Regions from separate parts of the Homo sapiens genome. Here region 1 is linked to region 2. The links are chromatin contacts, found by Hi-C in ENCODE. All regions are on one chromosome and are shown on one strand. The core of a region is the stretch at or near the end of the contact, and the rest is flanking DNA. Distances in the headings are between cores, read along the strand shown.

Region 1 (5,277 bases), core at 530-3,029, 340 kb after region 2:
AAGAGGTGCACGTATGAGTGAGTACCTGAAAATAAGGTAGGAAGTATGGCAGCCCTACATTTCTGTAAGTAGCCCTCCCATGCAACACCCCTCTTATTTCGTCTTCTCAATGATTATAAGCATGTATGATACACCATGTTACTCAAACTAGGGACTCTAACCCCATGGGTCTGAATATATATGTTCTCAGGAGTTCATACATTTGCGAGGGGAATATTTTTATTGAGATAAAATACACATAATATAAAATTTACTATTTTAACAATTTTTAAGTGCACAGGTCAGTGGCATTGAGTACATTCTCGTTGTTGTGTCACCATTACCACCACCATTTATCTTCAGAATTTTTCCATATTGCCCAACTGAAACTCCATACCCACTAAACAATAACTCCCCATTCCCCCTTCTCCCCAGCTCATGGAGCCCACCATTCTAACTTTATGTTTCTATGATTTTCACTACTTTAGTTAGCTCAAATGAGTGGAATCATACAGTATTTGTTTTGCAACTTGCTTATTTCACTTGGCATAATGTTCTCAAGGTTTATTCCTGTTGTAGATGAAGGAGCATTTTTGAACATTGTGGTTTGATTACGCACCCATATATTTGTATACAGATATCCCATGCTATCTGGATGACCACATGGTAAGGATATCCACTTGCTTTTAGGGTCCATTTTATGCTGTGTGTTTATGATAATTTCAGGATAATGAAAACATTATAGCATACCTGAGGACTGAAGGTTTTATAGTCACTTAAGCAGAAAATAATGCTGAGACAGTTGAGTTAGCCCCAGAATTTGGGAATGTTACTTAAGTGACAAAGGGACTTTACAGATAAGATTGAAGTCACAGACCTTGAGACAGAGATATTATCCTGGATTTATTCTAGTGGGCCTGATTTAATCATGTAATCTCCTTAAAAGTGGAGAATTGGGCAACAACAGTGAAACTTCATCTCAAAAAAAAAAAAATAGTGAAGAATCCTTCTTGGCTGAAGTCAGAAAGAGATACCTGACCAAATAAGGGTGAAAGACAGGCAAAGTAAGAGGGATTCAAGTCACCATTGCTGGCTTGGAAGGTGGAGGGGTGGGGCCATTAGCCAAGGAATGTGGGCAGCCTCTAGATGCTAAAAAGTCAAGGAAATTGATTTTCCCTAGAGCCTCCAGAAAAGATTGTAGACCTACTGACATCTTGATTTTACCTCAATGAGATCCATGTCAGATTTATGAATGACAGAACTGTAGAAGAATAAAGTTGGGTTGTTGTAACCTGCTAAATTTGTGGTGATTTGATACAGCAACCATATAAAACTAATACAATGTGTCAAAAACAAAAAACTGGCACCATGGCCCAAGATTCTGTATTCACATTTCAAAAAGATGTATTACCAAAACCCTATCTATATGGACCACTTGAAGAAGTACATTTTGGAGTTAATGTAGTCGTAAATATGTGATGAACTCTTCTGATCTGAATTCCACCAATAATGGATTTAGAGTAAACATTTATTCATCAAATATTTTAAAGTGCCTACTATGTGCCAGATATTGTGCCATGTATTGGGTACTCATAGGTACATGAATCTGCCTTGATGCCTGGGCTTAGTTTGCCGACATTTTCACAAAGGGAATGAAAAGTAAATAAGCAAATAAATAAGCCTATCAAAGCAGCATATTTTCCTGACCCTTCAAGGGCAGGAACTGGAGTTCATGGGTGCTGGCAGGGGCAAGCTTCACTTACTCACTGCTCCACCCCTTGTGGGAGGTGGAGCACAGATAAGCAAGTGCAGGAGCTGGTGTGAGTGCTTTTGGGCACTGGCAAGGGCATACTCTGTACCAGCCCCTCAGCAGCATCTAGGGGAGGGTGCTCGCAACACCCGAAGCCCAGAGGAAGTGTTACAGTGCCCTTTTAGCTTTGCTGTCTGCAGATGGCTTAAGTGTTAACAGCTCAGTGGAGGGTCAGTGTGACAGCTTTTTGCTCTGACACTCATGGCATCCAAGTTCTTGGCCAGTCTCCAAGAGGAATGAAGTAACATGAACAAATTGAAGGTGGTGAATGAAGGTGATTTTATAACTGATGAAAGCGGCTCTTGGTGGGAAGGGGAAATGAAAAGAGGGCAGAGCGGGAAGGTAATCTTCCCCTGGAGTTTGGCCATTCCTGGCCAGACTCCTCTCAGAAGTTATGCCATCAAGCTGTCCCTCTGAATTCAAGCCACTTCTCTCTGACATCAAACCATAGTTTCCAATGTCCAGCTGCTTCTACTCTCTCCACTGGCTGAGCCTGGGGCTTTTATGGGCACAGGATGGGGGGTGGGGCAGAGTGGGGTCATGGGTGGTTTTGGAAAAGGCAACATTTGAGTGTAAAAACAAGGATGCAAGTTCTCACTTTGGACGGTGGTATTAGGCCTTTTGGCTTGAGGGTGGGATCCTGGCCAGGGACCCTCCTTCATCTGCCCAGAATTTCCCTGTCTCCTGTCCCTATCACTATGGTTATAATTTGTGACACATGCTATAAAGGAAATGAATACCATGTGATAGAGAATAATGAACTGGGATCAGGAATAATGTCATTAGAAAGGCTTGTGAAGGCCTCTCTGAGGACATAGCTTTTACACAGACATCTGAAGGAAGAGAAAAACCCAGCCATGTGGAATGAACATTCCACAGAGAGAAGGATCATGGATCATGGGCAAAGGCTGCAAGGCCTGCAAATTCTTGACTACCTGGGAAGGAAATTAATGCAAGCCAGCATGGCTGGGGTAGTGTATGAGGGGGGATGGCTTCAGACAGGTTGGAGAGGTGGTACATTGCCTTCAATGCTAGGCCCTGGAGCTGATCAGAGTTTAGTTTGGTCAGCAGAGATAGGATAATATTTATATTTTTAAAGTTTCTGTAAACTTCTTTAAGGAGAAAAATTGGGAGCATGAGAGTGGAGGGGGAGAGTAGTTAGGAGGCTTGGCAGAAACCCAGAGAAATGGTTGCCACCTTTGGTGTCAAGGTAGGTAAGAAAAAGACAGAGTCAAAAAATACTTGTCAAGATTTGCTCAGTTCAAGGATTAGAATAAAGAGGTTGAAATCAGGAATGGCCTCCAAATTTCTGACTTGAGCAACTTTGTGATTTAGAGAACAATTTCATGCAGGGGCTAATAATGTAATGATGACATTTAATTAAAATTGGCATTCCAGGACTGCTCACTAATTGAGTGCTGATAAAGAATGAGGTCTGATTATTCTGAATTAGCAAACAAAGTCTTAAAAGTATTCATAGCATTCTGAAAAGCTTACTATGCATGCACAGAGACTTCCTCTGCATTATTATTACTAGAGTCAAAATACAGAAGCAAATTCACTGTAGAACTAGATCTGAGTCTAAATCTTTATGTAATTAACGACAACTTCTATGATTTTGTTTAAACAAAAGCATGATTCGTCACATTGAATTAACACTGTAAACTTCAATTTTACTTGCTTCCTAGTTTTGTCTTAATTTTCAAATTATTTTGCCTTATAGCTGAGTAGTTTTCCAATTGTTTTTACACCCAAAAGCTATATGCATAAAGATTTCATTCCTAGTTTTACCTCATACATTTATAGAAAATTGTATTTAACACATATATAACACCTATAACATACCAGGAACATTTTTTAGTGCCTTGCAAATATTAACACATTTAATTTTCATAACAATACTATGAATATAAGTATTGTTATTATCCCCATTTTACAGATGAGAAGACAGAGGCAAAGAGAGGTTTAATGATTTAACCAATGTCTTAGAACTAGTAAGTGGCAGATATGACATTCAAACCCAGGCAGTGTGGCTCCTGAGTCTATGCTCTTAAGTAATGTCAATAATTTAAGCCAACATGGGGAAGATCTGTGAATTTTTTTGTGGGGGGCTATTACTCAAGTTCGAGAAACCCTGTCATAGCCCATTTGATCCTTTAGCAGAGCCTAGGGAAGATTCAGTCTAAAATTCCTCTTTTTAGCCAGGAGAAAACATATACCTTAAGGAGAGGAAGTGAGTAGTTTTGGGAATTATCCATTTGTTGATTTGTAATGTTATTCCAGTTATTTCAACTATTTGATCTTCCTATCTAGATTGTGAAGAGACAGGTTTCATGCCTCTTTTATCCTCCAGGGACCCTCGGACAGCACTGCACACAGAGTAAAGACCTACAAAATTCACCATGGCTCAAATAGGCTCAAGTGAGATTTAGAACAGTTAGGGGTCTAACTGGCTGAGGATGTCTGGGACACATTTCTCTCCTCCCAAGTAGCACACTAGGTTCTTACTGTGAGATAGCACTGGCCTACACAGGCCACTGGGTTGACCTTAAATATCTACCCTTATAAAATGCCCTGCCACTTCCTCATGTTTTCCCTTCCATTTTCTCAGTCTTCTCCTGGAAAATTCCTACTATGACAGCAAGACCCAGGGCAAATACTGTCTCCCTTTTGATATTTTCTTTGACCCTGTCAAGCTGACTTGCTGATTTTGCTTCTGTACCCTCACTCTACCCAGTCAGTGGCTGCCTCTATTGCTGCACTTCTTATGCTGCAGTATAATTAACTTTATTTCTGTCTCAAGGACTGCCTTTTGCCCCATTTAGTTTGTAGCCCTAGCACCTAATGTTATGGGCTGAACTGTGTCCATCTGAAATTCATATGTTAAAGTCCTAATCCCAGTACTTCAGAATAGAACTGTATTTGAAGATAAGGTCTTCAAAGAGGTATTCAAGTTAAACTAAAGCCAAGAAGAAGAGATATCCAAGATATGCGCGTACAGAGAAAAGACGGCCATCATCATGGCCATCAACAAGCCAAGGAGAGGAGCCTCAGAAGAAATCAAACCCAAAGATACCTTGATGGTGGACTTTCAGCCTCCAGAACTGGGAGAAAATACCTGTCTGTTGTTTAAGCCACGCAGTCTGTAATATTTTGTTATGGTAGCCTTAGCAAACTAATACTTCCGGTTTTCACATATAGTTGGTGTTAAAGTTATAGATAGAAATCTATTTATAATTTTATTTATATGTATGTTTGTATTTTAAAATAAAAGTGACTAGTCCAAGGTCTCAGAGCAAGTTGGTGAAAGGCTGTGATTACAATAACAACCCCCTACTTATTGAGACCTCAATCCTGCTCTCTACCCTAAATTTCTGTAATTCAGCCTTCTTTATATTAAAACCATCCAAGAAGTACAATGTGTTGCCTTTGATATTGTAAACCGCACCACATAACCAAATTCTTACACTTTGGGAAGAGATATTGAT
Region 2 (5,652 bases), core at 2,909-5,408:
GTCATGGACCCTAGCCTTGAAATTGCTCTTTGGAAACCCCACTGTTTCCAGTATTGTGTCTGCATAGTGGCTTCCACGGGCCGAGGGCTCACCTCATTGCCCCCTCCCCACATGCCCTAGCTGGTCTCTTGAATGACTATAGCACTAGCATGTGGTGGCCATGTGTGCCACCAGTGCCACCACCCTAATGGCAGCTGTGATTATCAGCACAGAGGCCCAGGAAGAAGGACAGAATGGACTGCTGGCGGATGAATTGGGAGGGGAGGGAATGGGCAGAAGTGGAGCCACATTGAACTCAGAAGTATAAGTGAAGAACCCACTATAATGTTGCATGGGGCCTTGTTCAGCAAAGGAAGATTGCTGTCTCCCAGTCCAGTGCAGCTGAATTAAGTGATCTGGCCAGGGTGGCAGTGGGGCCTGTGTTCCTTCTCACAGGTATCTGTGTTAATGGGCACCCCTGCCTGGAGCCGCCAGTGTAGCTGCTTGGATTTCTTATTCTTTTATTTCCATCCTGTCTCCTTGTTTTCTGTCACTGTGTCATGTCAAATCATTGTCAGGTGGCAGACACCACACCCCCCAAGTACAAAGGTATCAGGTTTCAGGACACAGGCTGAAATGAATATAATAATGGGAGCCAGAACGAGGCACAGACCACTTAGCAGGCAAGGAAACAGCTAATAAGTGTTGTTAGTGGTTTCCATGGGGAGGACCTGGCGTGCATTTCTTGGACAGGCAGGTGGAGCACGGCCTGTCCTGGGGTCCAGCTACAGACAGGCTTGTGCGATTAGTATTGATGCCTGTCACTTTGTGGCTGCCAAGCTGTTGATTCTGTGAAAGACCAAAGACTCTGGTTATCTGGTAATCAACACTGCTCTCAGGAACGCACTGGGGAAACAGAAATAGGCTTTCCTGAGTATTGACTGAAGCCATGGATCATGTTGCTGGTTTGTGTTTTCCTCTAGCCCCAGCCCTGAGATTGCTCCAGCCTGTTCTTCACCTGCAGTGCCAGGTAACCATTCTTATTTGTCATGGGATCAAATTCTAACCCTCTTAGAGTGAGCCCATCCAAATGCTCTGACTCAGCTGAACACTGATGTAACCAGGGTGACTTGGGCGACAGCATAGGAAATAAGAATGCATTTGCATGTCAAGGTGGAAATTCAGTCTCTCACCTTTGACAAATTCCCACACCTTTGACAAATTCCCAAATCCAAATGCATGGTTGACGCTTAGGCTTCTTCTTATCCCACTCCACCTCACCTTTGCTTTTTTAAAGGCTCTTTAAAAATATAAACATTAAAATCCAAAAGGGTTAGTAACAGAAGAATAAAAAATATAATTCGTTTTCTCTCCTAATTCATTTTCTTGGTAACTGTTGCCTTCTCATATCCTCTTCTTTCTTTCTTTTTTGTATTCAAGAACTTTAATATCTTATTTTTCCAAAACATCAATGTCCTGATTATAGTGAACCTTGAACAGACATCTCCTCCTGCCCATGGAAAATGAGTTCTGACTTTTCTTGGGTTTTGTTAAGTTTTAATCTCTTTTTTTCTCTCTCTCTTTCTTATTTACTCTCTCTCTCTCTCTTTAATTTTCTTCCTTTCTCTCCCCTCCTATCTCTTCACTCCCTCTTTCTCTCCCCTTTTTCTCCCACTCCCCTTCCCAAAGCTAAAAAATGCTGAAACATGATTGCTTCTTTCTTTCTTATGTAAGGAGCAATGGGAACTGAGGTTACACAGAATGTGTCACAAACTGGATATCACCACTTAGCTAACCCATAAATCCACCCACTTACCTACCCACCCATCAGTTCATCCATCCATGAGTACCTTAGGCCATCCACTCATCCATCTGTCCATCCATCCATTCATTCATCCATCCATCCAATAAGTGCCACTGAGCATTTACCATTGGCCAGGCTCTGGCAAGATGCTCAGGATACAACAATAAATGAGCTTTCCATCTTCAAAGAGCTCACCATCTAGAAAAATAAAACCAGTGCTGGATGGTAAGTGATCTGTGATAAATGGTATGGATATATGTATGTGTGTGTGAATGTGTATACCTACCTGTACACGCACACACTGCCACCCAACCATTAAGTGTCTGCTTGGCTTTTGAGTTGTATTCATTTGTAGATTAATCAAACAACTCTTCATTAATGCCAGTAGCCAGGCACTGTGTTAGGAGTTGGGTTTACAGAGGTAATTAAGATACAGACCCTTCTTATTCTTAAGTTTCTCATGAAACACAGCCTGGATTATCCTTCCCTCCCACCCTGCCACGTTTCTGCCCCATAAACTAGACCATTCTCTGGTAATCTACTTAGTTTTTTAGATAAACTAAGAATAATCTATATGACATAGTCCTTCCCAGTACTTAAGGAAGGGAAAGTATCATTGAATATATCACTTGCAAAGGAGCTTAGAGATTATCGGCCCAAGCACATCTCTTTGTGAATGAGAACACTGAGGCTCTGGAGGAGATGAAGTGACTTCTCCAGGCCACACAGGAAGGCATTGGCAGAACTATAACTTGGCCTTGCCAAGATGTGGCCTTTCAGTCCTTCCCAATGTTCTCACCCCAAGTTTCTCTTTCATGAGGCCCCAGAAGCTGCTTAGATTCAGACAGGCCACTAGAGGCTGATGCAGTCATCTGAGGCCATGGCATGTTACCTCTCAGAGCAGAAGGGAGAGGCTTCCCTCTGTGGAGGGGACTGAGAAGGCTACCCATGACTCTGAATCAAGAGTGGTTTTATAAGTCAAGCACTTTGTCTTCCTGCTCTTCAGAGAAGCTAAAACAAGAAATAACCAAAAGGAGACAATGTCTGGGTCAGCAACTGATTACATTTTTGATGTCACACTGCCTTCTGGGTTGGGAGAAGTTGAAAGACTTCATAGAATCACCCCCGCTCATCTTATTCTTGGTGAATACTCTTCACACAAATGTCCCAAGTGCCATGCTCATAGAGGGGTTGGTGCTTGGGTCATCAGTACCTTAGGCCATAGCAGTTCTCAGAAGACATTATCCAGAAGCAAAAAGCCATTATCTAGAAGCAAAGTTCAGGAATGAAGATTCGGTCTCTCATAGGTCCTGCTAACACTTATCTTTCTGGCAAAGGATAATGATAAAAAGACCGAACAGATGACAAAAAGAAAGCCTACATTCCAGATGGATTGTGAGGGTTAGGGAGAAACTGGGCTGAAGCAAAATGCTTTAATTTTTGGGATATTGGTTATTTCCCCAGTTTTTACTTTAAATCTGTTGCTCCAGAAATAAAAGGACACGCTAGGCTTTAGTTATATGAAAACATGATATTGGTTCTGTATGCTGAGAGGAGCCAGAGGTGGGTTGAGAGCCCAGCTCTGTGGTGATGGGCCTTGGAACCATGTCTCTGATGTTCTCATGTGAGAAGCAGATGAGTAGAGGTTGGTGGCAGAGTTAGTGAAATAGAGGCTGGCTCCCGCTTCCCACAGTGCTCAGGGACAAATGTGGAGTATATTAATAAATGCAGAGTCATTAATGCTTTCTGTGAGTGAAAAATAAGTGTGTGAAGAAAAGACTCCATTGTCATTGGACTGTAAATGGTGAAAGGGTGGAAAATGAAACCAGGCTTGTGTTGCCCTCCTAGGATGGCTGTGATGACCCAGGCCACTTGGGGTTCCACATGAGCCCTGTGGAATGTGGGCTGGGCCACCTGCAGGTCAGGCTGTTCATGCTGTTGCCCTCACCTTCTCTACGGGTTTCAAAGTGAACCCTTGTGCAGGGAGGTGTGGCACTCCCTGTGCCTTTGCTTCTCAAGCTGCTGAGTGACAGTGACAAGATGCTGGCTTTGGAGCAGGCACTACAGGTTCCTATGCGGAGAGCATCGGTGCTCAGGGAAGGGAAATCCACCCCTGTGCTCTTCACACCCAGACAGATGCTCACAGGTTCCAGGGATATACAGGGACATTTCTAAATCTGTCTTGGACGTCCATTCACTTTATCTTTAGCCATGGAATGCTGACAAGTATTCAGTACGGTTGAGTGACCTTCTATAGGTCAGAGCAGGCTGTGTTCTGATTGAGTTTAGAAAACTCATAACTCTGGCCAAGCCTTCAATTGGTCAGGTGGATGGGGCTTTGTTAGGGGAGACTGCAGCCAGAGCCAGTGTCGCCCACCTTCCTTCTCCCTCCACCTACCTGAGCTGCCAGTCCCTTCCCACTCCTCAAACAGGACTTCTCTGGTTTGTGAACACATTTTCTCCTCTTGGTGTGCAGAGCTTTTGGTTCCAGCCCTGTCAGATAGTGATGGCACAGACCCAGTGGTCTTTTAATCATAGCAATGGGCTCATTGCTTTGAACTTGCATAGTCTAAAAAAATAAATAAATAAAACAGGACCAGCAAGAACAGCTGGAAGAAATAGAAGGAACTTGAGTTTAAAAAGTTGGACACAGCGATGGATCCAGGCTCAGCTGGTCTCATTCCTCTGCCTGAACAGCTTAGCAGACCAGATAACAAAGAATCCTTTTGCAGCTGTTTTTCTTCAAGTTAGAGAATTTTAGAGCCACAAAGGAAACTGGAGATTATCTTTATAGATGAAGAATCTGATGTCCAAAGAAATTTTCCAAGGTTAAAGAGATATCTGTTGCCAGAGCCAAGATAAGAGCACAGCTTCTTCCAACACCTTAATTTTATTGTTTTGTTTTGATTGTTTTCCTTTCAGTTAGCCCCCTAGGAAATGTTTATTGAGGACCTACTGTGCTCAAAGTTCTGGGCAGGCTTCTCTGGGTAAATCCTGAATTCAGGTGTGTACATCTGGTGAGGAAAACAGTAAACAAGAGTAAAATAAGACAGTCAGGCAAGAGAAGACAATGCCCAGAATCCAGTGACATTCACACCAAGGCTTAAAGTGCAACAGAAAATGTGACAGCAGAGGAACCAGGAAAACCTTTCCGGAAGGAGCCCTGGGAAGAGCAGAATGGGTGCATTCACCACCTCTCCTCACCTACTTTGGGATGCTCATTTGATTGAATTTGTAACAAACAAGGCCTTTGGGTCAGTCCTGCTTCTTCCACCAACCTAAGGGATGATGGTCATTGCTAAAGCTTCCTCTGAGCCAGTCCTTCGCCAAGTGGCTTTACCTGTTTATTTTATTTGGTCCTCATAACAACCATAAGGTAGGTTGTATCACTGATTTTCAGATGAGGAAACTGAAGAGCAGGGAAGCTAGTGACTTATCGCAAGTCACTCACCTAGTCAGCGGCAACTCTCTGTTATTGATGGGGCTTCACTTACCCTTAGTGTGAAACAGAAGTGTCCTTGAGATCACATATGCCCAAAGACATTATCAAAACACAGACGTGTGGTGATGCAGGAAGCCTGAGAACCCTTGGCATCTGTGCTTTTCACATGTAGAAGGAAGAATCTCATTGCTTGGACATGAGGGGATATAAGCAGCGGGTCAGGGCCCAGCATCACACTGAATAGAGCTCCAGGAGGCTCACAGGACCCTCATCAGAGGCTCTCTGTGTGTTTTATGGTTGATTGAGCTTTATGACCCCAAAGAATCCGTTATTTGTTTTCTTTATAGCAGGCCTCAAACACTGGGCTTTGGTTATTCTTTAAACTTACAATACTCATTGCATGACAGAATTATTTTTCATTTCTCTC

What was found. Hi-C counts contacts between places; a loop is a spot of excess contacts on that map. Pooled maps may share reads with other maps.
Region 1: a loop to region 2 is called in a map of heart right ventricle, with 6 times the contacts of the local background. The contact joins two enhancer-like sites. A Hi-C loop is called at or near these places in 8 of 168 maps with a recorded cell type or tissue (Right ventricle myocardium inferior, cardiac septum, heart left ventricle and 2 more) and 10 of 50 pooled maps.

What each region holds. Positions count from the first base shown.
Region 1 is chr10:76,773,277-76,778,553 of GRCh38, forward strand. No RefSeq gene overlaps it. Among named protein-coding and RNA genes, the nearest start is that of KCNMA1-AS1, 110 kb to the right of the region's middle. Within about 2 kb of position 1,780, at least 3 of the 41 ENCODE cell types and tissues checked have a DNase peak (open chromatin) inside an H3K27ac peak, as active enhancers do; they include heart left ventricle and heart right ventricle, where a contact is called at or near this core.
Region 2 is chr10:76,432,754-76,438,405 of GRCh38, forward strand. The region is part of intron 6 of LRMDA (leucine rich melanocyte differentiation associated); the gene reads left to right. Among named protein-coding and RNA genes, the nearest start is that of KCNMA1-AS1, 450 kb to the right of the region's middle. RefSeq lists an enhancer at 360-1,057. Within about 2 kb of position 4,159, at least 4 of the 41 ENCODE cell types and tissues checked have a DNase peak (open chromatin) inside an H3K27ac peak, as active enhancers do; they include heart left ventricle and heart right ventricle, where a contact is called at or near this core.